2 separate regions of the Homo sapiens genome follow, and region 2 is linked to region 1. A link is an interaction called in ENCODE POLR2A ChIA-PET data of the cell type or tissue named here. Cell type or tissue: OCI-LY7. All regions are shown on one strand. Links, peaks and the distances in the headings refer to the core of each region. The heading gives the core; the rest is flanking DNA. Region 1 holds the start of TBL2 (transducin beta like 2). Region 2 holds the start of TYW1B (tRNA-yW synthesizing protein 1 homolog B).

Evidence for each region. ChIA-PET counts read pairs that join two places held together with the same protein. Peaks named below come from ENCODE experiments on the same cell type or tissue, not always from the same donor. Only the 100,000 strongest peaks of a DNase experiment are listed, where the experiment ranks them.
Region 2: POLR2A ChIA-PET joins it to region 1 with 17 read pairs; 2 of 35 experiments call an interaction of 5 or more read pairs at or near these places.

What each region holds. Positions count from the first base shown.
Region 1 is chr7:73,572,805-73,587,537 of GRCh38, forward strand. It overlaps TBL2 (transducin beta like 2), which reads right to left and starts at 5,775. Exons shown (of 7, transcript NM_012453.4): 1 at 5,616-5,775; 2 at 1,579-1,709; 3 at 1,134-1,318; 4 at 516-667; 5 at 40-166. The coding sequence starts at 5,745. RefSeq lists a silencer at 5,387-6,026 and an enhancer at 6,357-6,426. In OCI-LY7, for the core only: a CTCF peak has its summit at 6,042; a DNase peak (open chromatin) is centred at 6,057; H3K4me3 peaks cover 2,691 bases; H3K27ac peaks cover 1,720 bases.
Region 2 is chr7:72,826,282-72,841,014 of GRCh38, forward strand. It overlaps TYW1B (tRNA-yW synthesizing protein 1 homolog B), which reads right to left and starts at 1,919. Exons shown (of 14, transcript NM_001145440.3): 1 at 1,791-1,919; 2 at 574-704. The coding sequence starts at 1,794. It also overlaps the pseudogene SBDSP1. RefSeq lists silencers at 1,829-2,088, 11,547-11,690 and enhancers at 1,889-2,183, 2,419-2,468. In OCI-LY7, for the core only: CTCF peaks have their summits at 3,839 (motif pointing left) and 4,056; DNase peaks (open chromatin) are centred at 1,990, 3,110 and 3,860; H3K4me3 peaks cover 4,370 bases; H3K27ac peaks cover 2,336 bases.

The DNA.
Region 1 (14,733 bases), core at 1,492-9,491:
CTCTCGTGGTCCCAGACGCCAATACCCCTCCTTGCCCACCTGCCACAGGGAGATACAGCAGCGTGTGTGTTGTTCATCTGGTTGGTGTTGATGGTAGACAGCACTTGACCCTTCAGGCTCCAGATGAGGACAGTGGTGTCACTGGAGGCAGTCATGATAAACTTCCCTGAGCGGGAAGGGAGTGATGTGGGTCACGGGCAGTGACCTGACCAACTGTCACTCTCCAAAGACACTTACAAGGCCTCTGCTGCCCGAAGTATACATGTCTCCTCCCAGGCCAAGGGTCACTACAGATAAGGACTCTGCTGAAGACTGTGGCCCTTCCCCACCTTCCCTAGGGACCTGGTGTGGCCCAGGGACTCCAGGGGAGCACAGAGCCAGGCTGTTCAGAGCCAGGGACCCCTTGTTCCTCTCAGGTTGAGCAGAACTTTCAGGCAGCATTAACTCATTGAGGAAATAGAACTGGATCTTTCCTTCATGCTTTGGGCAGGCGCCACCCTCTGAATGCCTCTTACCTGTGTTAGCAATGCCAATGTCGATGACAGGCGCCTTGTGCTTTTTAGGGAAGTCCTCTGGGGTGGCTGTGAAGGTGTAGCCCCCATCCTCCCGCTTGGTCATCTTGAAGACACGGAGGGTGTCCCCGTTGGCCAGCCAGACGATGAAGGCTCTAGAGACAGGCAGCAGACAAGTCACGCTCTCACTGGACAAAGAGGCTCTGTGTTCCAGGTCCTGTGCTGGGTTCTCGGGGAAGTCAAGATCTCTCCTCATGCCCCACAGTCTAGCCTTAAAACTTAAGCCCCTGGTTCCAAATCTCATAAAACTCCTCAAAAGGTAAGATTCTGATAGCTTTGGCTCCTTTAGTTTCTCTCTAGGGTTTAGAAACTAAGGCTCATCTGGAAGCCAGGCCAAGGTATTTCCAGGTAGGAAGAGACCTCCCCCTGTTTCCTTGCTGTATAGCAGCCCAGATCTCCAGGGAGCCCCAGGCAGCGCGCAAACTATGTGGATGCTCTTTCTGGCACCCCAAGGGAGGCCCTGGGTCCAGGTCCCTCCTCACTACCTCAAAGCAGATATGGGAAGGCCAAAGCCTGGGACTAGGCCTCTGCAGGCAAACCTGAGGCTCCGTCTTGTCCCACCTGCAGTCAGGGCTGAAGCGCACCAGGGTGGCGTGGTCCAGCTCCACGTTGGCTCTCATGCTGCGGTGCTCTCGCTGCAGGAAGTCCTTGGTGCTCCAGATGCGGATGGTGCGATCATCTGCACAGGTAGCCAGGTATTTGCCATTGCTGCTAAAGTCCATGCAAGATATGTTCCCGCTGTGGCTCTAGGGGAAGGGTGGCAGGAAGTGTCAATAGGAGCTCCTGGGGGAGATGGGGAAGCCAAACCTGGAGCCGGGGAGATGGGGCCCTGTGGCCTGGATTAACAGCAAGCTGAGATTGGGCTGCGATGAGAGGGGACAGAATTAAGCACCCCCGCTGATTCTGATCAGAGGCAGGAGAGCCTGTAACATGCATGGAATACTCCAGAGGAAAAGCCTGTGGGGCTGAGTCTCAGGGTGCACGCTGTGCCAGGTACCCCACGTACCTTCAGAGCTGCAGCCAGGAGGCGGTGGGTGAAGTTGTGTTGTTGAGGCTTCTCCTTCCGAATCCGCTGATATTGTTTCTGCTTCTTGGATCCCGAAGATTTGTCAGGTGGAAATCCATTTGCTTTTTGGCCTATAAGGAAGGGCCATGTTGTTCTCCAGTTACTCACTGATAAGCATTTACTGCCCACCTATGATGAGCCAGGCATTGAGTGGAACAGCAGGAGATTAACCAGATATGGCCCTTGTCTTCTGGAGGAGAATGAGTGTGATATGGGCAAAAACAGAGGCTTTGGCTGGCTGGGTATGGTGGCTCATGCCTGTAATCCCAATGCTTTGGATCATTTGAGCCCAGGAGTTCGAGGCTGCAGTAAGCTATGATCACAACACTACTGCATTCCATCCTGAGTGACAGAGCAAGACCCTGTCTCAAAAAAAAACAAACAGAAAACAGAAACAAAACAGAGGCTTTGGAATCAGACCTGGGTTTGGATTCTGTCTCTACTACTGACTGACTACTGAGGAGGCTGTTTACAGTAAGTCCACAGAGCACCTTCATGTAGAGTGGAAAAGGCGCACTCTCTGGGTTGGGTGATGCTGCTGGGCGGGTACACAGCACGGCCAGTGGAGTGTGGATCCTTGGCCAGACATCCCTATGTAGGGAGTAATGTGCACAACCATCTCTAGCGGCCCTGCTTTGGGTAAGTTAGTGAATTGCTCTGGACCTTGGTTTTTTTTTTCTTTTCTTTCTTTCTTTTTTTTGGAGACAGAGTCTTGCTCTGTCGCCCAGGCTGGAGTGCAGTGGCGTGATCTCCGCTCACTGTAGCCTCTGCCTCCCAGGTTCAAGCAATTCTTGTGCCTCAGCCTTCCAAGTAGCTGGGATCATGGGCGTGCACCACCATATCCAGCTAATTTTTTTTTTTTTTTTCAGATGGAGTCTCGCTCTGTCACCCAGGCTGGAGTGCAGTGGCGTGATCTCAGCTCACTGCAAGCTCTGCCTCCCGGGTTCACGCCATTCTCCTGCCTCAGCCTCCCAAGTAGCTGGGACTACAGGCGCCCGCCACCATGCCCGGCTAATTTTTTTTTGTATTTTTAGTAGATGTGGGGTTTCACCACATTAGCCAGAATGGTCTCAATCTCCTGACCTTGTGATCCACCCGCCTCGGCCTCCCAAAGTGCTAGGATTACAGGCGTGAGCCATGGCACCTGGCCCCAATTTTTTTGTTTTTTTAGTAGAGATGGGGTTTCACCATGTGGGCCAGGCTTGTCTCCAACTCCTCACCTCAAGTGATCTGCCTGCCTTGGCCTCCCAAAGTGCTGGGATTATAGGCGTGAGCCACTGTGTCCGGCCCAGCCTTGGTTTTCTTAAAGAGAGGTTGAGAACTGGGGGCGGTGGCTCATGCCTGTGATCCCAGCATTTTGGTAGGCTGAGATGGGAGGATTGCTTGAGCTCAGGAGTTCGAGACCAGCCTGGGTAACATAGTGACACCCCATCTCTACAGAAAACTTTAATTAGCTGGGCATGGTGGTGTGCGCCTGTGGTCCCAGCTATTCGGAGGCTGAGGAGGGAAAATTGCTTGAGCCCAGGAGTTCAAATGCAGTGATCGTGCCACTGTATTCCAGCCTAGGCGACAGAGTGAGATTCTGTCTCAAAATAAATAAATAAATAAATAAATAAAAATAAGGGAGATTGAATTGGATGAGATATCTACAAAGTGACAAGCAAAAGTACCGAACACAAGCATTAAAGGCTCTATGGAGGCCGGGTGCGGTGGCTCATGCCTGTAATCCCAGCGCTTTGGGAGGCTGAGGCAGCTGCTGGATCATTTTTTTTTTTTGTTTGATACAGAGTCTCGCTCTGTTGCCTCAGTCTCGATCTCCTGACCTTGTGACCTGCCCGCTTCGGCCTCCCAAAGTGCTGGGATTACAGGCGTGAGTCACCATGCCCGGCCCGGCAGCTGGATCATCTTGATGCCCAGGAGTTCCACCAGTCTGGCCAACATGGTGAAACCCCGTCTCTACTAAAAATACAAAAATTAGCCGGGCGTGGTGGCAGGCGCCTGTAATCCCAGCTACTCAGGAGGCTGAGGCAGGAGAATCACTTGAACCCAGGAGGTAGAGGTTGCAGTAAGCCAAGATCGCACCACTGCACTCCAGTACCTGAAAGAACTCGGGGATGAGAAGTCAACATCTGTTGAGTCCTGTGCGGGGGAGTGGAGCCAGTCACTTTTGTAAAAGATACTTAATTGAGTCACAAAGCTGGCATGTGGTAAATGACTGCAGATGCTCCCCAATTCCAACAGGAAAAAAGCTCCTGGGCCCTGCAAACAAACACAGCCACAATCTGTCCTCTGCTTCCTTCTCTCCAGGCATGTCTAACAAGCCCCCCTCCTCACACTTAAGTCATACCAAATGCTGTTTGGGGACTCCTTGCCTTCTCGGGTATTGCCATTGGCAGGAATGTCTTTTTTCCTTGGCCTTCTGGCAAACTCTTCTTCTAGAACCATCCTTTGAGACCCCACACTACCTCATGTGCCCCCTATTCTCAGTAATGATTTCCCTAACAACCACCTCCCCCATAAAAGAACAGGACTCGGCCAGGCAGGGTGGCTCACGCCTGTAATCCCAGCACTTTGGGAGGCCGAGGCAGGTGGATCACAAGAGGTTAGGAGATTGAGACCATCCTGGCTAACACAGTGAAACCCCGTCTCTACTCAAAAAATACAAAAAATTAGCCGGGTGTGGTGTCGGACGCCTGTAGTCCCAGCTACTCAGGAGGCTGAGGCAGGAGAATGGCGTGAACCCAGAGGCGGAGCTTGCAGTGAGCCGAGATCCCGCCACTAGACTCCAGATTGGGCGACAGAGCAAAACTCCGTCCCCCTGCAAAAAAAAAAAAAAAAAAAATGCAGGGCTGGCCGGGCACAGTGGTTCACGCCTGTAATCTCAGCACTTTTGGAGGCCAGGACGAGTGGATCACCTGAGATCAGGCGTTCGAGACCAGCCTGACCAACGTGGCGAAACCCCGTCTACTAAATATACAAAAATTAGCCAGGCGTGGTGGTGTGTGCCTGTAGTCCCAGCTACTCGGGAGGCAGAGGCAGAAGAATCGCTTGAACCTGGCAGGCGGAAGTTGCAACGAGCCAAGATTGTGCCACTGCACTCCAGCCTGGGCAAGAAGAGCGAAACTCTGTCTGAAAAATAAATAAAAAGAGCAGGGCTGCCCACTGACTCTCTGGTGTTTCCCATTTCTAGTACTAACCTCTTCTATGAAACTTTTCAGAGACAGGCTCTTGCCGTCACCCAGGCTGAAGTACAGTGGCGCGATCTATCACAACTCACTGCAGCCTTGAATTCCTGGACTCACGACACCCTCCTGCCTCGGCCTCCCATGGAGCTGGGACTACAGGGGCGTGCACAACCACACCCAGCTAATTTTGCGTAGAGATGGGGTCTTGCTATGTTGCTCAGGCTGGTCCCAAACTCCTGGGCTCAAGCGATCTCCCTGCCTCGGCCTCCCAAAGTGCTGGGAATACAGGCGTGAGCCACTTCGCCTGGCCTCAGTGAAACTTATTTCACCGTGTTTTTCACTTACATATTTAGGTGTTCATAATACAGATGTACTTCTCCTTTACTGGACTCCTTACAGAAAAAGACCCCAAAGCCTATCACAGGGTCATAGATGCCCAGTAAATGCTGCTGCACATCACAGAATTGGTGCTTTTTCCGAGATCGCGGCCACGGAGCAGGCTGAAGAGTTTACGGTGCTCTCCTGGCCACCCCGGGGACGGCCTGGCCTCGGCCACAGAGAAAGCCGCAGTAAGGGGCCCAGGTTGGAGCCAGTCCCGCCCCAGGAGGTGCGCCTAACCCGGCAAGGCGGGTCCCCGTCTCTGGAAGCGAAGCTCACGTTACCAGAGGAGAAACTGAGGCCCATGGAGTCGCCGGGCCCCACCAGCCGCGGGCCCAAACCGCAGGTCGGACCACGAGGAGGCCGGGAGCCGGGACACCGCGGGCCGCCCCCACCCGACCCGGCCCCACTTACAGGCGGGCCGGCCGCTCCTCTCCTCCCCCGCGCGCAGCCACCCCCGCGCTACCGCCGCCGTCGCCATCAGGGCCAGCAGCCCAAGCAACACCGACAGCCCCATGAGCTCCGACATCTGCGAGAGCTCCATGTTGGTGGAACCACTGCCACCTCAGCTAGTGAGTACGCGGGCGCCCGCACGGCTCTGCCGGGCCGCGCACGCACGCGGGGGCGCGGCCTGGCCGTTGGGGAGCCTCAAGCGGCTGGGCCTGGCCGTTAGAGCGCCTGGGGGCGGAGCCTGGTTGTTACAACGCCTTCAGGGCGGGGCCTGGCCGTTAAAGCACCTCAAGGGGTGGGGCCCGGCTGTTGTGGCGCTCGAGGGGCGGGGCCTGGAGTTAGAGCATCTCCACCCGCCGAGCCTAGTTATTAGAGCGCCTCGAGAGGCAGAGTCTGGAGTTAGCGCGTCTCGAGGGGCGGGGCTGGGTTGTTAGAGCGTCTCGAGGGGCAGAACCCGGAGGTAGAGTGTCTCGAGGGGCGGGGCCTGGAAGTAGAACATCTCGAGGGGCAGGGCTCGACCCTTGGTGCGTTTCGAGGGGCGGGTCGCCTGGCGGTTGAGATTGCAGGGCTGCGGAGGGCGGAGGAAGGCGGGATTTGCGATCACTGCTCACGCCTCCTCCTGAAGAACTCACTGATAATTGTTTATTAAAGGCATTATTCCAGCCATCACCACACTGGATCCTTTCAAGGAAGCGGGGCGGGGATTATTATTACCATTTAACGGATAGGAAACTCAGCATCAGCGAAAGTTCAGATGGGCTTTTAAGGAAGAGTAGGCCAGGCGCGTGGAGTGGAACAGCCTCCGCAAAGACCTGAGAAGCTGGGATGTGGGAAATGGCTAGAGGGGCGGAAAGGTCTGGGGGACGTTGAGCGCTGGCTCCATCCAACAAGCTGCTCATTACAGGGAGAGGTGGGGCAAAAGCTGTGTCTGAGGATTCCCTGGATGGACCTTTGTGTGAAAAGACCAAAATCAGAAAACCGGCAGTGGCTTCAAGGATCCGAGAGGGAGGTGACGAGGGCCTGGATTTGGGGCTGGCCTGGCAAGTCGAAAGTTAAAAGGGAGAATTTTTAATAGAAAACTTATTTTATTTATTTATTTATGTATTTACTTTTGAGACGGTTGCCCAGGTTGGAGTGCAGTGACGCGTCTCGGCTCACTGCAACCTCCGTCTCCCGGGTGCAAGAGATTCTCCTGCCTCAGCCTCCAGAGTAGCTGGGATTACAGGCGCGTGCCACCATGCCCTGCTACTTTTTGTGTTTTTTATAGAGACGGGGGTTTTGCCATGTTGGCCAGGCTGGTCTCGAACTCCTGACCTCAGGTGATCCACCTGCTTCGGCCTCCCAAAGTGCTGGGATTACAGGCGTGAGCCACCATGCCGAGCTGGGAGATTATTTTTATTTTTTATTTTTTGAGATGGAGTCTCGTTGCACTGTCGCCCAGGCTGGAGTGCAATGGCGCCATCTCTGCTCACTGCAACCTCTGCCTCCCGGGTTCAAGCGATTCGCTTGCCTCAGCCTCCCGAGTAGCTGGGATTACGGGTGCCCGCTAGCATGCCCCGCTAATTTTTTGTATTTTTTAGTAGAGACGGGGTTTCGCTATATTGGTCAGGCTGGTCTTGAACTCCTGACCTCGTGATCCGCCCGCCTCAGCCTCTCAAAGTGCTGGGATTACAGGTGTGAGCCACCGCGACTGGCCCAGACCAGGAAATTTTTTCATAGAAAACTTATTTTTTTTTTTGAGACAGAGTCTTGCTCTATTGCCCAGGTTGGAGCGCAGTGGCGCGATCTCGGCTCACTGCAACCTCCGCCTCCTGGGTTTATGCCATTCTCCTGCCTCAGCCTCCCGAGTAGCTGGGATTACAGGCGCCCGCCACCACGCCCGGCTAATTTTTTAAAAATATTTTTAGTAGAGACGGGATTTCACCGTGTTAGCCAGGATGGTCTCGATCTCCTGACCTCATGATCTGCCCGCCTCGGCCTCCCAAAGTGCTTGGGGGATTACAGGCTTGAGCCACCGCGCCCGGCCAGAAAACTTCTTTTAAGGCCGGGTGCGGTGGCCCATGCCTGTAATCCCAGCACTTTGGGAGGCCGAGGCGGGAGGATCACCTGAGGTCAGGACTTCGAGACCAGCCTGGCCAACATGGTGAAACCCCGTCTCTGGCCAACATGGCGAAACCCCGTCTCTACCAAAAGTACAAAAATTAGCTGGGCGTGGTGTCCCACGCCTCTAATCCCAGCTACTCGGGAGGCTGAGGCAGGAGAATCACTTGAACCTGGGAGGCAGAGGTTGCAGTGAGCCAAGATTGCTCCACTGCACTCCGGCTTGGGTGATAAGAGTGAGACTCCATCTCAAAAATAAATATAAAATAAATAAAAAAAGAAAGAAAGAAGAAAACTTCTTTTAAAATAATTACAGCCGCCAGGCACAGTGGCTAAAGCCTGTGATCCCCAACACTTTGGGAGGCCAAGGTGGGAAGATTGCTTGAGCCTAGCAGTTCAAGACCAGTCTGGGCAACATAGCAAGACCCCATCTCTATAAAATAAATAAATAGGCTGGGTGTGATTGCTCACACCTGTAATCCCACCACTTTGGGAGGCCCAGATTTTAGCCCAGGAGCTTGAGCCCAGCCTGAGCAACATAGTGAAACCCCGTCTCTACCAAAAACTACAAAAATTAGACGAGCGTGGTGGCACATGCCTGTGGTCCCAGCTACTTGGGAGGCTGAGGCAGAAGGATCACTTGGACCCGGGAGGTGGTTTTGCAGTGAGCCGTGATTGCATCACTGCACTGCAGCCTGGGTGAGGGTGAGACTCCGTTTCAAAAAAAAAAAAAAAAAAGTTAAGGCTGGGCACGGTGGCTCATGCCTGTAATCCTAGCACTTTGGGAGGCTGAGGCAGGCGGACCACCTGAGGTCAGGAGTTCGAGACCAGCCTGGCTAACATGGTGAAACCCTGTCTCTACTAAAAATACAAAAATTAGCCTGGCATAGTGGTGCGCACCTGTAATCCTAGCTACTCAGGAGGCTGAGGCAGGAGAATCGCTTGAACCTGGGAGGCGGAGGTTGCAGTGAGCCAAGATTGTGCCACTGCATTCCAGCTGGGGCGACAGAGTGAGATTCCGTCTCAAAAAAAAAAAAATTAGCCAGACATGGTGACATGTGCCTATAGCCCCAGCTAACTGGCAGGCTGAGGTGGCAGAATCACCTGAGTCCGGGAGGTCGAGGCTGTAGTGAGCTGTGATCGTGCCACTGCACTGCAGCCTGAGCAACAGAGTAAGACCCTGTCTCAAAAAAAAAAAAAAAAAAAAAAAAAGATATAAAGATGCACAGTGGTTTGAAAAAGTGAACAGGGAGGTCTCATGGACTCTTCCTCTCAGTTTCCTCCAGTAGTAACATCTTGCATAACTGCAGTGTAATATCAAAACCAGGAACTTGACATTGATGCTATCTACAGAACTTATTCAAATTCCACCAACAAGGAGACAATCTGAAAGACTTATTGGTAGAATTTGGGTTGAACAGTCATGCTCCGTGGGTGTCCCAGTCCCAAAGCCCAGAGTGAGTCGAAGTACCAGAGTTGGAGATTCCTGCTGCAAACATTTCCATCCCCACCCAGGAGCCTGCCTTCCTGACAGTCCAGGCCCTTCGGCAATAAAGGACCCTCTGAGAACAGTGGCCGCTGCAGAGGCTAGATGACAGACAGACACACCCACAATCTTGGGGGAGGAAATGGATCCAGTCAGAGAGCAAATGGAGCAGCCTCATTTCCTTCCCTTTTGTCCTTTGCGGGAAACTGGCATTGACTCAGCTGTGGGCAGTGGGGTAGGGAGGGGTGCGAGGGGGTGTCTAGAGCATCCTGAGGCTTGTCCTCCCTATCTTGCTACTTAGGACTGTGGGCCCAGCCATAAGCCACTTTCTTCACACCATCTACAGACAAGCTACACTTTTCAAAGTATTTATTTATTTATTTATTTTGAGACAGAGTCTCACTGTGTTGCCCAGGCTGGAATGCAATGGCATGATCTCGGCTCACTGCAACTTCCGCCTCCCGGGCTCAAGTGATCCTTCTGCCTCAATCGATCATCCTGCCTCAGCTCCCAAGTAGCTAGGACTACAGGCATGCACCATCACACCCAGCTAATTTTTGTGTGTGTGTTTTGTAGAGACAAGGTTTCACCATGTTACTCAGGCTGGTCTCGAACTCCTGAACTCAAGTGATCCTCCCGCCTCAACCTCCCAAAGTGCTGGGATTAAAGGCGTGAGCCACCAAGCCTGGCCAAAGATGCACTTTTAAGAAGAATTTCATTTACCAAGCATTTTGCATGTGACATTTATTGATCCAGGAGCATTTTTTTAATAAAGAGAGTCTCACTGTGTCGCCCAGGCTGGAGTGCAGTGGCGCAATCACAGCTGATTGCAGCCTGAAACTCCTGGGCTCAAGCAATCCTCCCACCACATCCTCCCAAGTAGCTGGAACCATAGGTGCTCACCACCACACCCAGCTAATTTTTGAATTTTCTGTAGAGACAGGGTCTTGCTATGTTGCCCAGGCTGGTCTCTAGAACTCCTGGCCTCAAGCAATCCTCCCGCCCTCAACCTCCCAAATTGCTGGGATTACAGGAGTGAGCCACTGCACCTGTTTGATCCAGGAGCTTTGCGTTTCATTTCACTTGCTCACATTCCCTTCTCACAGATGAGGAGACTGATGCTTTAGGAAGTTAAGTGACTTTCCCAAGGTCATACAGGTGGAGAGTGAGCCTGGGGACAAATACATGTCCTGTCTGGCTGCAATCTGTGGATGTGGGGTAAGAGGAAGAAAGAGTAGCCTCTCTTTGTACAGCTCAGTTGAGGCTACCAAATTCTTTCATATCCTTGAATTCAGTTGGCCTTTAAGACAGGCCATGTTATAATTTTAATTTTTAAGCAGATGGAGAGAAACACTAGGCTTACATCAAATAATATGCCCAAGGTCAACAAGGAAGCAAGGGAAATAACCCAGGTCTACTACAGGATCCATACTCGGGCAGGGCACTGTGGCTCACGCCTGTAATCCCAGCACTGTGGGAAGCTGAGGCAGGAGAATCACCTGAGCCCAGGAATTTGAGACCAGCCTGGCCAACAAAGTGAGACCCCATCTCTACAAAGTAAAAAAATTAGGCGTGGTGGTGCATGCCTGTAGTCCCAGCTACTCAGGAGGCTGAGGCAGGAGGATTGCTTGAGCCCAGGAGTTTGAGGCTGCAGTGAGCTGTGATCACACCACTGCACTCCAGCCTGGGCTACAGAGTGAGATCCTGTCTCAAAAAAGAAAAAAAAAAAATCCATGCTCCTCCCAGCAAGCCACTCTGGCTGTGGCGTGGCCTTGCTCTTACTCTCAAGTTTTATGTAGCCCAGTTGGAAGCCAAGACTGATACGTGGAAGGACAACTGAGGACACACAGCGGGACTCAGGAAAGCTGAATGCATCAGGAAGCAGGGGACTTGCCAATGGATCTTGAGGGGCAGTGAGACTTGACTGTAGCTTCAGGGATGGGCATTTAGACAGGTGAAACAGCACGAGGGAGTGCTACATGGAAAGCGAGAACCAGCCGAGGTACGGAGGTGGAAGTAACTGATTCTGACTGGGCACGGTGGCTCATGCCTGTAATCCCAGCACTTTGGGAGGCCGAGGTGGGTGGATCATCTTGAGGTCAGGAGTTCAAGACCAGCCTGACCAATATGGTGAAACCTTGTCTCTACTAAAAATACAAAAATTAGCCAGGCGTGGTGGTACGCGCCTGTAGTCCCAGCTACTCAGGAGACTGAGGTGGGAGAATCACTTGAACCCAGGAGGAAGAGGTTGCAATGAGCCAAGATTGTGCCACTGCACTCCAGCCTGGGCGACAGAACAAGACTCCATCAAAAGAAAAAAAAATAGAAGTAAATAAGGAGACAGGAGGCCAGGCACAGCGACTCATGCCTATAATCGCAGCCTGTGGGAGGCTGAGGCAGGAGGATCACTTGAGGCCAGGAGTTTGAGACCAGCCTGGGCAAAGTAGCAAAACTCCATTTGTATAAAAAAAATTAGCCAGGTGTGGTGGTGCACACCTCTAGTCCCAGCTACTCAGGAGGCTAAGGCAGGAGGAGGATCGCTTGAGTCCAGGAGTTCAAGGCTGTGGGTAAGCTATGATCATGCCACTGCACTCCAGCCAGGCAACAGACCTGTCTCAAAAAAAAGAAAATTGAGAGGCCAAGGCAGGCAGGTCACTTGAGGCAGGAGTTCAAGACCAGCCTGGCCAACATGATGAAACTCTGTCTCTACTAAAAATACAAAAAGTTAGCCAGTCATGGTGGTGCACATCCGTAATCCCAGCTACTCAGGAGGCTGAGGCAGGAGAATCACTTGAACCCGGGAGGTGGAGGTTGCAGTGAGCTGACATTGCATCACTGCACTCCAGCCTGGGTGACAGAGCGAGGCTCTGTCTCCAACAAAAGAAAAAAAAGCAAAAAGAAAAGAAAAAGAGACAGGAATCCCTAAGCTTGCCTCCCTCATGGGTTGATCACACCTTTCAAGAGCAAAGCAAGATGAGTCCCAGGTACCACTGGAGATTGAAGACTTTTAGGGATGTGAGGGGAGGGAGGCTATGGAGAGAAATGAGGCTGGAGGGAAAGCAGGGTTGGATCACAAAGCACCTCGAACACCTGCCCTGAAGCCTGGCCTTGTCAGAGGCAAACAGTAGCCAAAGAAACAACTGAAGCACACGAGCTCCAACTTGTATTGTCTGGAGTCCTCCCTACCTCTGGCCTCTCTACATTAGGTGAAATGGTAACTTTCCACCTTGTTTAAGTAGTGGTTCTCAAAGTGAGGTCCCTGGACCAGCAGCACTAGGAATGCAAATTCTGTTTTTGAGACAGCGTCTCACCCTGTGGCCCAGGCTGGAATGCAGTGGTGCAATCATAGCTCACTGCAGCCTTAAACTCCTGGGCTCAAGTGATCTTCCTGCCTCAGCCTCCTGAGTGGCTGAGACTACAGGCCACCGTACCCAGCCAGGAATGCAGATTCTTAGACTCCATCCCAGACCTGTTACTTGGTCAGAAACTCTGGAGGTGGGGCCCAGCAAGCTGTACTTTTTTTTTTTTTTTTTTTTTTTTGAGACAGTCTTGCTCTGTCGCCCATGATGGAGTATATTGGTGTAATCTCAGCTCACTCCAACCTCCACCTCCTGGGTTCAAGCGATTCTCCTGCCTCAGCCTCCCAAGTAGCTGGGACTACAGGCACACACCACCACACCCAGCTAATTTTTGTATTTTTAGTAGACAGGGTTTCGCCAAGTTGGCCAGGCTGGTCTTGAACCCTTGACCTCAGGTGATCCATCTGCCTCGGCCTCCCAAAGTGTTGGGATTACAGGTGTGAGCCACTTGCCTGGCCCTCTAGCTGATCCTTAACAAGCTCTCTAGTTAATCCTGATGCATGGTACAGTTTAAGAAGCACTGATTTAAACTAATTTGAACCCCTACATGTAATTTGCAGCTCAAAGCCTCTATTACAGTGGTTCTTGACCATGGCTCCATATTGGAATCACTTTGAAGATGCTGATGTCTAAACATCATACTGGCTGGGCATGGTGGCTCACATCTGTAATCCCAGCACTTTGGGAGGCAGAGGTGGGAGGATGGCTTGAGGCCAGATGTTCGAGACCAGCCTGGACAATATAACAAGACAAAAAAAAGTCTGTAGAGTCTCTACGAAAAATTTAAAAATTAGCCAGGCCTGGTGGTGCATGCTTGTGATCCCAGCGTTTGGCAGGGGCTGAAGTGAGAGGATCACTTGAGCCCAGAAGGTTGAGGCTGCAGTGAGCTGCGTTTGCACCACTGCACTCTGGTCTGGGTGACAGGATGAAACCCTGTCTCAAAAAAAAAAAAAAAAAAAAAAGTAAAGCCACCACGTTTATTTTATTTTATTTGTTTTTGAGACAGAGTCTCATCTGTCGCCCAGGCTGGAGTACAGTGGCGTGATCTCGGCTCACTGCAACCTCCGCCTCCCAGATTCAAGCAATTCTTTTGCCTCAGCCTACTGAGTAGCTGGGATTACAGGTGCCCACCACGCCAGGCTAATTTTTTTTTTTTTTTTTAGATGGAGTCTCGCTCTGTCGCCCAGGCTCAAGTGCAGTGGCGCAATCTCAGCTCACTGCAAGCCTGCAAGCTCCGCCTCCCGGGTTCACACCATTCTCCTGCCTCAGCCTCGCGAATAGCTGGAACTACGGGCGCCTGCCACCAAGCCTAGCTAATTTTTTGTATTTTTAGTAGAGACAGGGTTTCACCATGTTTTCCAGGCTGGTCTCGAACTCCTGACCTCAGGTGATCCACCAGCCTTGGCCTCCCAAAGTGCTGGGATTACAGGCGTGAGCCACCATGCCTGGCCCACATTATTAATAATTAATGCATGTTTAAGTTTGAGAAGCTGTTCACTGTAAGGGATACAGGAGGCTAATGCACATGTATGGAAGAGGCGATGTCCTATTGGACCAGGGCGGTGGCTATGAAGGTAGATGTTCAATTGGCCAGGCTTCCGTCCTCAGTGACAGCTAGCGCAGGGCAGCGGGGTGTGTGGAGGAGCTGAAGATGATGGTTTCCAGCTTGCACAAGTGTCCGGGTGGTGGTGCCTGTGCCAGGGCTGGGGCACACTTGGAGGACCAGGTTTGAGTGGGAAGATTATGGAAGTGGTGAGTTCTGTATTGGGATCCGTCAGTGTTAAGGGAGCTGCGGAGCGCTCAGAGGGAGAAGTTAGGGTGATGGTCGGACATGTAGTTGTGTAGCTCTGGGGAGACAGCGAGGCAGATACAGAGTCGGGGTCCTCTGCAGAGAGGCTGAAGGGGATGAGATGGCCTGGGGCTTGCCAGAGAGCAAGAAGGGAATGGCTAAGGAAGGGACAGGCCTAGAAAGAGGCTCACACAGCAGGACCTGGGAGGGCATTGGCAGGGAGGAGGAAAGGAGAGCTTGGCAAGAATTCTGTTTTGTTTTTTGTATTTTTGAGACAGGGTCTCTCTCTGTCGCCCAGGCTGGAGTGCAGTGGCGCAATCATAGCTCACTGCAGCCTCGAACTCCTGG
Region 2 (14,733 bases), core at 1-8,000, 750 kb before region 1:
CAACTTCAGCAGGGATGAAAGGTAGCACAGATACTGACACACTTTATTTTTCTCTTAATCTGACACACCTGTATTTTTCTCTTAAATCTTTCTGGTTGTATTCCTCAAATATTAGCCCCTTGGTATAATAAGGTCCTTTAATAGGCAGGACCCACATTTTTAAGGCTCATGATTTCCATTCCCTCCAAGAAAAAACTTTACATACTTTTATCCTATAAGGTATTTTAGTAGAATAATAGTAGGAACTTATTTTCTGATCCTTAATTAATGGAAAGAGAGGACTACTGACCCTTAAAGGTATAAAACAAATTTGTTTTTCATATAAAAGGTTCACTTTTCATTACAAAAATCTTCCTGTATCTTAAAAATGAGACACACCTATCAAAGAAAAAGTAAGTAACTTAATCCAAGATAACTTAGTCTCCAAAAACTTAGAGAAGAAATTTATTTTAGGCATTTCATTAAAATGTCTAAAGACCAAACACAAAAGTAATTAAAGGTTCCTTTTAGTGTTTAAATCCTCTATAAAATCTGATGCCTAAATACTCTATTAAAAAAAATAACTCCACTTACCTGCATCTCGATGACAATCTGGACACAAATCCAAAGGCTAATGCTAACAGCAAAGCCCAGATAAATGTAAAACCTGTTTATCCATAATGATATTAAAGGTGAGGAGAGGTCCCATGTATCCGCAGAAGGATCTAAATTTAAAATGACACACACAGATAATTTCATTTAAAGCTACATATACAAAGATATCCTTCCCGATTTTAAGAAGAAAATAAAACCAACCTTACATTCAACAACCCAGCTAAGAAATCTAATTTAAAAATCAACTGTTGGCCGGGCACAGTGGCTCATGCCTGTAATCCCAGCACTTTGGGTGGCTGAGGCGGGCAGATCACCTGAGGTCAGGAGTTCGAGACCAGCCTGGCCAACATGGTGAAACCCCGCCTCTACTAAAAATACAAAAATTAGCCGGGCATGGTGGCGCGCGCCTGTAATCCCAGCTACTCGGGAGGCTGAGGCAGGAGAACTGCTTGCACCTGGGAGGCAGAGGTTGCAGTGAGCCAAGATTGCGCCACCGCACTCCAGCCTGGGCGACAGAGCAAGGCTCCATCTCGTGGGGGGGGCGGGGGAATCAACTGTAATAAAAATAACACACTATGTAGTAACGTAATAAAATTATCATACTGTTAACACTAACTCAAAGAAAAAACAGAATATAAAACTGTATCTTCACTTCGAAATGAGCATTTAGAAGCAAGAGAAGGAACATAAAGTAAAAATACTTCATGTGAAATTAAGTTAATTGTTTTGTTGTGCTTGCTCCATAAAAAAAGCTTAAGTAGTAAAAGTATTCTTTTTACTAACTGTACTTTCAAAGGCTCACGGTTAAACTTGTAAAAGATTCTCAAGTAACTGACCTTACGTCTCATTTTTTTTTTTAAGAGAGATATGGAAGGACCTGGCTTCAAACGTTCAACCTGGCAGCAATTTCAAAAGTCGAAGCCTGAAATTTAGGCTTTACAGGTGCAAAAGTCCTAATACACGTGGGTAAAGTGGGAGGGGTAGTTTTCTGTCTAACCCCCTAGCCTCAAAAGGCAAAAGCCAGGTCAAAAGTAGGGATCGGTCCTCCTTGCTCTCAGCGGCGGCTAGCCGGTGCTGTCAAGTGCAACAGTCTCCGAAGGAAGGGGACCGAGGACGCCACTCCGCCCGGAGAGGGTCTCAGTAAAACGTTTACCTCCCCTGCCGCCCCAGGGTCCTTGCCCGCCGAGTGCCCTTACCCATCCTCCTCAGAGCCGACAGGAGACTAGGATCTCGGACCTGGAGAGCCCAAAGGTTCGCACTGGTACTGCGAGACGCACCGAGCTACCTCGCGGCGTTAGCGCCGTACCGAGTGGCTGCAGAACTGTGGGCAGCTACGACGCTGCCAGGCCCGTCCTGATTGGTTCAGAGGACGAAGAGGTGGGCCCAGAGGAAAGCCCGGAGCTCCGGGAAAGGAAGCCAGTGCCCGGTGCGCTCTCGGCCCTGCTCCGATTGGCTCAGAGGGGAAAGGGGGCGTGTCCAGAAATAAGCACCGCCCGGAGTTCCGGGCGATGAGGGCGGAGCGCTTCCGCCTCCGTTTGGATTGGCTCAGACTGGGAAAAGGCGGGTCCAGAGAGAAATGATTGGCATGGGAAAATTAAAAGAGGAAAGGAGTGGGGAGCGGGGGAAATGCTATGTGGGCCTGTTTGGATCTTAATTGAAATAAACCGACTGTAGAAAGGCATTATTTTTGGGAAACCCCGAGGGTAAACCCCGAGGATGACTTAATATCATCTAATAGATGATATTAAGGAATTGTAGTTAATCTCGTCGCGTGTATCTGTTAAGGGCTATAGGCTGAAGTATTTAATGCTGAAACCATATGATGCTTTCTTTAAAATACCCCCAACCGGCCGGGCGCTGTGACTCAAACCTGTAATCCCAGCACTTTGGGAAGCCGAAGCGGGAGGATCGCTTGAGCCCAGGAGTTCGAGACCAGCCTGAGCAACATAGTGAGACCTCGTCTGTACAAAAAATTTTTTTAATTATTTATTTAATTAAATTAGCTTGGCGTGGCCGCTCACACCTGTAGTCCCAGCTACTTGGGAAGCTAACGCTGGAAGATCGCTCGAACCCAGGAGGTCGAAGCTGCAGTGGGGCCATGACCCTGCCACTGCACTCCAGCCTGGGTGACAGAGTGAGACTGACTTTAAAAAAAAAAAGTAAATAAAAAAGCAACAAAAAAAATGAAAAAAGAATAAAACAAGGATGGCAAAATGTTGATAGCGCGGTGATGGGTACATGGAAGGTTCATTACACTTTTTTGTCTACATTTTATGTTAAAATATTTCTATTATAAAAGGGTGAGTAAATAAAAATATTTATCATAAAATAATTCCATTATAAAAAAATTTCTATTATAAAGTGGGTCTGGCCCTTGAATTCCGCGGAACGAGGTGGTGCCAACGCTGTGTTTCAACCCGGTCACTAAACATCCGCGAGCATCCTGTCAGAGCTCTCAGCTCATTGGCGAAAGTAAAACGCCAAGGAAAAGCACCTCCCTTTTTGGGCGTGGAAAGATGGCGGTAAAAGCCACAATGCGCAGGCGTCATCGCTCACTTCTCCCCTCCCGGCTTCTGCTCCACCTGACGCCTGCGCAGTAAGTAAGCCTGCCAGACACGCTGTGGCGGCTGCCTGAAGCTAGTGAGTCGCGGCGCCGCGCACTTGTGGTTGGGTCAGTGCCGCGCGCCGCTCGGTCGTTACCGCGAGGCGCTGGTGGCCTTCAGGCTGGACGGCGCGGGTCAGCCCTGGTTTGCCGGCTTCTGGGTCTTTGAACAGCCGCGATGTCGATCTTCACCCCCACCAACCAGATCCGCCTAACCAATGTGGCCGTGGTACGGATGAAGCGCGCCAGGAAGCGCTTCGAAATCGCCTGCTACAAAAACAAGGTCGTCGGCTGGCGGAGCGGCTTGTGAGTAGCCCCCTCCCTCGGGCCTGGGCCTGGGCCTGAGCCGTCACCTCCGAGGCGGCCTGTCTCTGCCCAAGTCGAGTGAATGGGCCAGGCTGGGGTGTTTGTTGGCCCGGGAGGAAATGGAACATTCCTGCTGTGAGCATGAGACGTCGCTGTCCGAGCTTGGCGCCTAAGCCAAGGGTTTCTTTATTTGGTTGGTTCCGATTGGGTTGTTGGTTTGGGGTTTTGTTTTGTTGGTGTCATAAAAGCTGCAGCCAAGAAATCTCATAATTGTGGTCCTTTTCCTAGAATAATGATGGCTGAGAACCTAGTGTTCCGAATACTGTCATAGATCTCAGTAGCCCTAGCAGTTTAAAGTGCGTAGTGTCTTCACTGCTGCCATCTAGGGACTGGCATTCCGTGGCAGCAGCTGTCTGCACCCCACCCTTGTGTTTCTTACGTCCTCCCATGACATTTTTCTCCAGTGAGCAAATGGTAGGGCAAATACAGTTCTGAGTTTTGAAAATGTTCCCTCAGGCCGATGCGGGCAGATCACTTGAGGCCAGGAGTTCGAGGCCAGCCTGGCCAACATGAAACACCATCTCTACTAAAAATACAAAATTAGCCGGGTGTGGTGGCGCATGCCTGTAATCCCAGCTACTCAGGAGGCTGAGGCAGGAGAATCACTTGAACCCGGGAGGCGGACGTTGCAGTGAGCCGAGATCGCGCCATTGCACTCCAGCCTGGGCAAAAACAGTGAAATTCCATCTAAGGGCGGGGGGGGAAGAAAACTGCCCTCTACACTAAAGGTCATCAGGGGGATTTGTTGTGTCTTGCCGTTCATGTTGTTGCCATCTCGTATTTAAATGTAAATGCATGTCCAAGTTTCAAGTATATTCACATAGGACTTTCTCTCCTGCCCTCACAAGGGAAAAAGACCTTGATGAAGTTCTGCAGACCCACTCAGTGTTTGTAAATGTTTCCTAAGGTCAGGTTGCCAAGAAGGAAGATCTCATCAGTGCGTTTGGAACAGATGACCAAACTGAAATCTGTAAGCAGGCGGGTAACAGCTGCAGCATAGCTAACCCTAATAACCATTTATAACGTATTTGTAGATATATTAAACATTAAAGGCTGTTTTTCTGGAGGAAAGACTAACCAAGCAATAATGTGAACTGCACAATATCACTTCTAATAATAAAGAACTTGGTGGTTTTGTTTTTTTGTGTTTTTTTTTTTTGCCAAAACCTCCTGAAATCAGATTTTCTACTAAATTACCTCATTTTTCTATAAATTACCTCATTTATAGAATGTGGTATACCTGAAAACTGAATTTGTTTTCAAGTATTTCATCTTTCAGACCCTTTTATTTTTTTGGCAGGGGACAGAGTCTTGCTCTGTTGCCCTTGGCTGGAGTGCAGTGCACTTCACTGCACTCAGCTCACTGCAACCTCTGCCTCCTGGGTTCAAGCGATTCTCTTGCCTCAGCTTCCAGGGTAGCTGGGATTACAGGTGCCCACCACCCTGCCCGGCTAATTTTTGGATTTTTAGTAGAGATGGGGTTTCACTATGTTGGCCGGGTTGGTCTCAAACTCCTGACCTTGGGTGATATGCCCACCTCAGCCACCCAAAGTGCTGGGATTACAGATGTGAGCCACTGCGCCCAGCCAAAAGATTCTTGCATCTTTTGGGCAAAGCTCAAACCATTACTTACATATTAATAGCTGGAGAGGATGAAATTTAATTTTCTCCCCAGTTACTCATTTTTTGTCGTTAGTTAATAAATAGTGTGTGATAGAGAAAGATAGTGATTTCTTAACTGTGTTGGCATTTTTTTAGATTTTGACTAAAGGAGAAGTTCAAGTATCAGATAAAGACACACACAACTGGAGCAGATGTTTAGGGACATTGCAATTATTGTGGCAGACAAATGTGTGACTCCTGAAACAAAGAGACCATACACCGTGATCCTTATTGAGAGAGCCATGAAGGACATCCACTATTTGGTGAAAACCAACAGGAGTACAAAACAGCAGGTGAGTGGTCTCTCATGTCATCAAAATATAGCCATGGAAATCAGTTTTCTCTGAAGAAATCATTAAAATAATGGGTCTGGGGCCAGGCACAATGGTTCATACCCGTAATCCTAGCACTTTGGGAGCCAAGATGGGAGGATTGCTTGAGGCCTGGAAACAGCCTGGGAAACATAGGGACGCCCCATCTCTAAATTTTTTTGTTTATTGTTGTTTTTTTGTTTGAGACAGAGTCGCACTGTGTTGCCCAGGCTGGAGTGCAGTGGCACGATCTCGGCTCACTTACAATCTCCACCTCCCGCGTTCAAGCAAGTCTCCTGCCTCAGCCTCCCAAGTAGCTGGGATTATAGGCACGCGCCACCACACCCAGCTAATTTTGTTATTTTTAGTAGAGTTGAGGTTTTACCATGTTGGCCAGGCTGGTCTTGAACTCCTGACCTCAGGTGATCCGTCCGCCTTGGCCTCCCAAAGTGCTGGGATTACAGGCATCAGCTACCGTACCCTACCTCTAATTTTTTTAATATAAAAAATTAAATTTAAAAAAATGGGTTTGCATGGAAGCAAGTGGGTAGAAGTTTTGTGGAAGAGATGGAGGAAAAGGACGGGGTTGTAAAGATAGGTAGTTTTTTTTTCAAGTAAACACAAATATGTATATAGGACTTTCTTCTTCCTATCCAAATCAAACTTTTAAAAACAAAACTTGAGTTTTTAAAGGGTCATTTTAACACCTCTTTTTGAATTTTTCAATTTACATATAATTCACATACAATAAATTTCACACTCATAAAGTGTGTACACTTTAAGTGGTATATTAACAAAGTTTGGGAACCTTCCCTGCTACCTGGTTTGAGAACATTTTCATCACCACAAAAAGAAAGTCAGTATCCATTAGTAGCTATCCCCCATTTTCCCCCCACAGGCCCTTCCCAACCACTAATCTCCTGTCGTTATGGACTTGTCAATTCTGGACATTTCATATAAATGGAATCATACAATATATGGCCTTTTCAGGGTTCATACATGTTGTAACCTGCATCAGCATGTCATTTCTTTTTTATGCCGGAATAATAGCCCGCTGTACAGAAAAAAACATATTTTGTTCATTCATTTATCAGTTGATAGACATTGGGTTGCTTTCACTTTTGAGCTATGATGAGCAATGCTGCTATAAAATTTCTTGTATGTTTTTGTGTAGACATATATTTTCATTTCTGTATACCTGGGGACTACCAAACCTATTTCTAAAACAGCTGCACCATTTTACATTACCACCAACAGCGTTTAAGAGTTCAGTTTCTCCACATCCTCAGTAATACTTGTCATTGTCTGTCTTTTTGATGATGGCCATCCTGGTGGTATCTTGTCGTCGTTTTGATTTGCATTTCCTTAATAATGATTTGAGCATATTTCCATGTGCTTATTGGTGCCTCGTCTGTCTGCTTTTGAGAAATCTCTGTTCAGGTTCTTTGCCCCCTTTTTATTCTCGCTCTGTCACCCAGACTAGAGTGCAGTGGCGCGATCTCGGCTCATTGCAAACTCTGCCTCCCGGATTCAAGCAATTCTCCTGCCTCAGCCTCTTGAGTAGCTGGTACTACAGGCGTGTGCTACCACACCCGGCTAATTTTTCTTTTTTTGTATTTTTAGTAGAGACGGGGTTTCACCATGTTGGCCAGGCTGGTCTCGAATTTCTGACCTTGTGATGCACCCGCCTCGGCCTCCCAAAGTGCTGGGATTAGAGGCGTGAGCCACCACACCTGGCCTTCACTTTCTTCATAATTTTTTGAAACACAAAAGCTTTTCTTCTTGATAAGTCCAATTTTTCTATTTTTTTTTAACGGTCACTTATGTTCTTAATGTTATACCTAAGAAACCATTACCTAATCCAACTACATGGAAACTACTTTGTTTTTGAAAACCTTATGAAATAATATAGTAGAAGAAATTGCATTCTCGATTTTGTCTTGGTAGGCTTTGGAAGTGATAAAGCAGTTAAAAGAGAAAATGAAGATAGAACGTGCTCACATGAGGCTTCAGTTCATCCTTCCAGTGAATGAAGGCAAGAAGCTGAAAGAAAAGCTCAAGCCACTGATCAAGGTCATAGAAAGTAAAGATTATGGCCAACAGTTAGAAATCGTAAGAGTCAAATATTTTCTTTGCTTCATGTTACCTAAATATTGTATTCTCTAGTAATAAATTTGTAGCAAACATTCAGACATTGTAAACAGTCAGATATTTTCTTTTCTTTTTTTTTTTCTTTTTTTTTTTTTTTTTGAGATGGAGTCTCGCTCTGTTGCCCAGGCTGGAGTGCAGTGGCGCAATCTCAGCTCACTGCAAGCTTCGCTTCCCGGGTTCATGCCATTCTCCTGCCTCAGCCTCCCGTGTAGCTGGGACTACAGGCGCCCGCCACCACGCCTGGCTAATTTTTCGTACTTTTTAGTAGAGATGGGGTTTCACCGTGTTAGCCAGGATGGTCTTGATCTCCTGACCTCATGATCCACCCGCCTCGGCCTCCCAAAGTGCAGGGATTACGGGCGTGAGCCACTGTGCCCAGCCAGATATTTTCTTAAGACTAAAGGTTGGTCAGCCTTGTTTACCACAAATCCTTTTATTTTTTTCCCAGCATTTATTTTTGTCATATATTATGCATAGTGTTTTAGATACATGATTTTAGCAAATTTAGCAACTATTTAAAATAAGCCACTTAAAAATTGCTATTTTAGTGGAAGATTGATAATTCCAATTACCTGAAAAATTTTGCAAAAATTAGTACAAAGCACACTATGGGAATTTATATTGAGTTTTCAGAGATAGCTCAATTGCGTGCTTTACTCCAGTGCTGATCATAATCCTAAAAGACAATCCCAAATACCACAATCCCAATGTTGAAATCATAAAAAAATCAAAATCTCTAAAGTCCAAAGCCTGAACTTCTAATATCTTGAAAATCACAGTTCCAAAAGATTGAATCCTGGCTCGGCGCAGTGGCTCACGCCTGTAATCCCAACACTTTGGGAGGCTGAGGCAGGCGGATCACCTGAGGTCGGGAATTCGAGACCAGCCTGACCAACATGGAGAAACCCTGTCTCTACTAAAAATACAAAATAGTCAGGCGTGGTGGCACATCCCTGTAATCCCAGCTACTTGGGAGGCTGAGTCAGAAGAATCATTTGAACATGGGAGGCAGAGGTTGTGGTGAGCCAAGATTGCACCATTGTACTCCAGCCTGGGCAACAAGAGCGAAACTCCATCTCAAAAAAAAAAAAAAAAGATTGAATCCTGAATGATGAAATTCTGAAAGCTGAATTCTGGCAAAAGGATTAGCACTCTTTGAGTTGTATGCAGGATAGTCGCGTCTGGTTAATTGCATCATGTGAGGAAAAGCTAGGACCTTGTTATTGTCTTCATTTGAAAATTAAAAATGGTTTAAAGAGATGAGTCTGGGTGCCAAGTTGATAAGGGGTGGAATTGTGGATGTAATTTTAGGTGTCAACTTGACTGGAAAGGAATCCCTAGAAGCCTGATAAAGGATTATTTGGGGTATGTCTGTGAGGGTGTTTCCAGAGGATATTAGTGTGTGAACCTGGTGACACTAAACACAGAACATTTTAAAGAAGCAGCGAAACCATTATGTCCTTATGACCTCACCCCACAGCTTCAAACACAGTGTAAATTCAGCTGTCTACAAATTCATGTTTTCAAGGCTTTGCAGCTTATTTATTTATTTATTCATTTATTTTTGAGACAGAGTTTCACTCTCGTTGCCCAGGCTAGAGTGCAATGGTGTGATCTCAGCTCACTGCAACCTCTGCCTCCCGGGTTCAAGCGATTCTCCTGCCTCAGCCTCCCGAGTAGCTGGGATTACAGGCATGTGCCACCTCGCCCAGCTAATTTTGTATTTTTGGTAGAGACAGGGTTTCTCCATGTTGGTCAGGCTGGTCTCGAACTCCTGACCTCAGGTGATCCACCAGCCTCGGCCTCCCAAAGTGCTGGGATTACAGGCGTGAGCCACTGCGCCCTGTCTGCAGCTTCTTTTTAAAAGTAAATGACCTGTAGAGAAGTGTTGAGTATGTGAGTATCCACTGTAGATGTGAACTAACCCATCTGACACTACTTGAAGTTCTAAAATCTTTGCAAAACTGTACACGTGGGCCAGGCACAGTGGCTCATACCTGTAATCCCAGCACTTTGGGAGGCCGAGGCGAGCAGATAACACGGTGAAACCCTGTCTCTACTAAAAATACAAAAAATAAGCCAGGTGTGGTGGTGGGCGTCTGTAATCCCAGTGTCTTGGGAGGCCGAGGCAGGAGAATCACTTGAACCTGGGAGGTGGAGGCTGCAGTGAGCCAAGATCACACCACTGCACTCTATCTCAAAAAAAAAATAAAACAAAAACATACACATGGTGTCTACGTAAGTCTTCACATTGCTTTTTCTCCTTCATACGTGGAGGTGACTTTACTGAGCTATAAAATGTAATGCTAAATTTTAGTATGAGAAGAATCAGAGTTTTCTAGTTTGTCCCTTCCATTTACAGCGGAAGAATCAGAATAAGTGTTTAAACATAGGGATTAATGCCTTGTCACAGGGGGCTACATGGATACTTGAGGGCAGAGGCTGAACTGGAACCCAGTGTGCCGCCCTACCCATTGTCTTATCTATTGCACCATAGAACTGTGGTATTAGAGATCTGGACAGCATTGTGCTTGCCTCAAAGTTAAAGCTGAGTTTATTCTGTGTCTTGCTCATCCTCATTTGGTAAACTGCTACGTTAAATGTTTCAGGTATGTCTGATTGACCTGGGCTGCTTCCGAGAAATTGATGAGCTAATAAAAAAGGAAACCAAAGGCAAAGGTTCTTTGGAAGTACTCAATCTGAAAGATTTGAAGAAGGAGATGAGAAATTTGAATGACACCCATCAGTCTCTTCACCTCTAAAACACTAAAGTGTTTTCGTTTCCAACAGCACTGTTTCATGTCTGTGGTCTGCCAAATACTTGCTCAAACTATTTGACATTTTCTATCTTTGTGTTAACAGTGGACACAGCAAGGCTTTCCTACATAAGTATAATAATGTGGGAATGATTTGGTTTTAATTATAAACTGGGGTCTAAATCCTAAAGCAAAATTGAAACTCCAGGATGCAAAATCCAGAGTGGCATTTTGCTACTCTGTCTCATGCCTTGATAGCTTTCCAAAATGAAAGTTACTTGAGGCAGCTCTTGTGGGTGAAAAGTTTTTTGTACAGTAGAGTAAGATTATTAGGGGTATGTCTATACGACAAAAGGGGGGTCTTTCCTAAAAAAGAAAACATGATGCTTCATTTCTACTTAATGGAACTTGTGTTCTGAGGGTCATTATGGTATCGTAATATAAAGCTTGGATGATGTTCCTGATTATCTGAGAAACAGATATAGAAAAATTGTGTCGGACTTAAATAATTTTCGTTGAACATGCTGCCATAACTTAGATTATTCTTGGTTAAAAAATAAAAGTCACTTATTTCTAATTCTTAAAGTTTATAATATATATTAATATAGCTAAAATTGTATGTAATCAATAAAACCACTCTTATGTTTATTAAACTATGGCTTGTGTTTCTAGACAACTTCCTAACTCCCTTTCTTTTCTCTGCCTGTGTCTGTGGTAGGGTTAGGGAGTTGTTAGGAGAACTAAATAAGTCCATATGAAGAGTGCTTAGAACAGGGCCTGTACTTGTAAACGCCTGAAAAATTTTTGCTAACACTTGGGATGTAACTGAAGTATTATTTTAGTATTTAAACACGTAAATGGACAAGGTGCAAGCTTTTAAAAATCTACTTCAAGGCCAGGGAGGTGACTCACACCTGTAATCCCAGCACTTTGGGAGGCTGAGGCAGGCGGATCACCTGAGGTCAGGAGTTCGAGACCAGCCTAGGCAACACAGTGAAACCCCGTCTCTACTAAAAATACAAAAATTAGCCAGGCATAGTGGTGCATGCCTGTAGTCCCAGCTACTCGGGAGGCTGAAGCAGGAGAATCGCTTGAACCCAGGAGGCAGAGGTTGCAATGAGCTGAGAACGTGCCGCTGCACTCCAGCCTGGGTGACAAGAGTGAAATTTGGCTCCAAAAAAAAAAAAAAAAATCTATTTCAAAAGAGATACATTCTAGAATATAAATCAAATTCACTCAAAATAAATATACAGATGTATTTCTGGACAGCAGTTTTTATTTTAACTGAAAACAGGCTTCTTGACTTGAAAAGGTACTGATTGGTTTATAAGCACACAGAACTCCCTGCTAATACAAGCTCTCAGAAATGTCCCTTTAGTTCAAAATAATTGAGATTATAAAGTCAAAATTTTTTCTTACAGTGTTAACAAAATATATTCTTGTTTGATAACATGGGAATGAACTCTTTTTCTGTTAATGCTAAAGCTAGGCTGCTGTTTTGATACAGCTACTTGTTCAATATATCAATAGCTCTATCTTTCTTAGTAAGAAAATATAAACATTTAATGAAACATTTCCTTAAGATTTTCTGGGGCCAGGCGCAGTGGCTCACACCGGTAATCCCAGCAATTTGGGAGGCCAAGGCGGGTGAATCACTTGAGCTCAGGAGTTCAAGACCAGCCTGGGCAACACAGTGAAACCCCATCTCTACCAAAAATACAAAAAATTAGGCACGGTAGTGTGCACCTATGGTCCCAACTACTTGGGAGGCTGAGGCAGGAGGACCACTTGAGCCCGGGAGGCGGAGGTTGCAGTGAGCTAAAATCACCCCACTGCACTCCAACCTGGGCAACAGAGCCAGACCCCATCTCAAAACAAAGATTTTCTGATTCTGAATATTCATTTTTTTCTAAAAAGCTGGAACTTCAAGAAATGTCAAATGTAGATCACATCTGAGTCATCATCTAAACTTATTTTTTTAATTTTATACTAATTTCATTATCAAAGAACTTAACATTTTTGGTTCATGATCATCTTCCCAGTACCACAGCCATAATGGATTATTTTAACGATTGATTGATTGGACTTTTTCAGTGCAAGCTGATGGTGTGTGCATTTGGTCACAATGACATTTCAGACTTAGGCCTCTTCTTTTACCACAGTTCTTTTCTCTGAAGCTTCCCTTGTACCCCATACAGAAGTATTTGCTCCAGTTGCTGGAACCCAGTACTCTACTTAAATTCCTTCATGGGTCTAGATTTATTCAAACTTGTATTAGAGCTGCTTAATTATCTGCCTTCAGGCTAGACTGTGAGCTCCTTAAGGGCAAGGGAGTTAGCAATGTGTGTGTATATCCCACCATGCTTTGGACCTAGTAGATGTGGAGTAAATGTCTGAAATAATAAACATGTGGGCCAGACACAGTGGCTCACGCCTGTAATCCCAGCACTTTGGGAGGCCAAAGCTGGTGGATCACTTTAAGTCAGGAGTTCAATACCAGCCTGGGCAACATGGTAAAACCCTGTCTTTACTAAAAATATAAAAAAAAAAAAAAATTATCTGAGCATGGTGGCACGCGCCTGTAATCCCAGCTACTCAGGAGGCTGAGGCAGTAGAATCATTTGAACCTGCAAAGTGGAGGCTGCAGTGAGATGAGATCATGCCACTGCACTCCAGCCTGGGTGACAGAGCGAGACTCCGTCTCAAAAAAAAAAAAATTCAAAAATCAAAATGCTCAGGGACCATTTCCTTTGAGCATTATGTTTCTAATTTGGGGGTTTTTCGGATTAAGGATACTCAACCTGTAGTTAAATGAATTGTAACATCTCCTTATTGTGGATTTTTCTTTTTTTTGAGATGGAGTCTCGCCCTGTTGCCCAGGTTGGAGTGCAGTGGTGCAATCTTAGCTCACTGCAACCTCCAACTCCCGAATTCAAGCGATTTTCGTGCCTCAGCCTCCTGAATAGTAGGGACTACAGGTGCGCACCACCATGCCTGGCTAATTTTTGTATTTTTAGTAAAGACAGGGTTTCCCTATTTGGGCCAGGCTAGTTTTGAACTCCTGACCTCAGGTGATCCACCTGTCTCAGCCTCCCAAAAGTGCTGGGATTACAGGTGTGGGCAACTGCACCCAGCCTATTGTGGAATATTAAGTATATTTTAACAAATGAGACATCTTCCCGTATGTCCTATAGCGATGTCCATGGTAATAAGTGGAGGAGGGGTAGAGACGGAAGAGGGAATAAAACTACGGAGGAATGTATTATGGTGTGATCCCATTTTTGTCACTTTTTTGGAGGAAAAACCCTAAATATGTGTGTACAGGTTTATATACGGTTGAAAGAGCATAGAAATTCTGTGGAAAAATACACATGTAACCTACACAAGCATATTACAACCAGCATGATTAGTTTTGAAATAAAGTTTTCAGCCAGTCACGGAGGCTCACACCTGCAATCCCAGCACTTTGGGAGGCAGAGGTAGGCAGATTACCTGAGGTCAGGAGTTCGAGACCAGCCTGGCCAATGTGGTGAAACCCCATCTCTACTGAAAATATAAAAATTAGGCCAGGCGCAGTGCCTCATGCCTATAATCCCATCCTTCTGGGATGCCAAGGCTGGTGGATCACTTGAGGACAGGAGTTCAAGACCAGCCTGGCCAACATGATGAAACCCCATATCCACTAAAACACAAAAAATCAGCTGGATGTGGTGGCGGGCACCTGTAATCCCAGGTACTTGGGAGGCTGAGGCAGGAGAATCACTTGAACCAGGGAGGTGGAGGTTGCAGTGAGCCAAGATTGCGCCATCGCACTCCAGCCTGGGCAACAAGAGCAAAACTAGCGAAATCTGTCTCAAAAAAAAAAAAAATACAAAAATTAGCTGGGCATGGTGGTGGTGCCACCTGTAATCCCAGCTACTCAGGAGGCTGAGGCAGGAGAATCGCTTGAGCCTGAAAGGCAGAGGTTGCAGTGAGTCGAGAGCACGCCACTGCACTCCAACCTGGGTGACAGAGTGAGACTCTGTCTCTAAATAAATAAATAAATAAATAAATAAATAAAGTTTTCAAAAGCACATGAAAATACTAATTTAATAAGCTTTTTGGAAAATTTAAAGTGAAACTGCATTTTTATACTCATTCAGATTCACTTTCAAAGATCTCTTCTGCCCTGCCCTTTAGAAATTGTGAGAGGCTTCCCTGGGTCTTGGAAGTTGAAATCTTGAACTTTTTCCCTAGCATGACCAGTGCTGTTGCCAAAATGCCGGGGATTTGGTGTAGGTCCTGCCGCTTG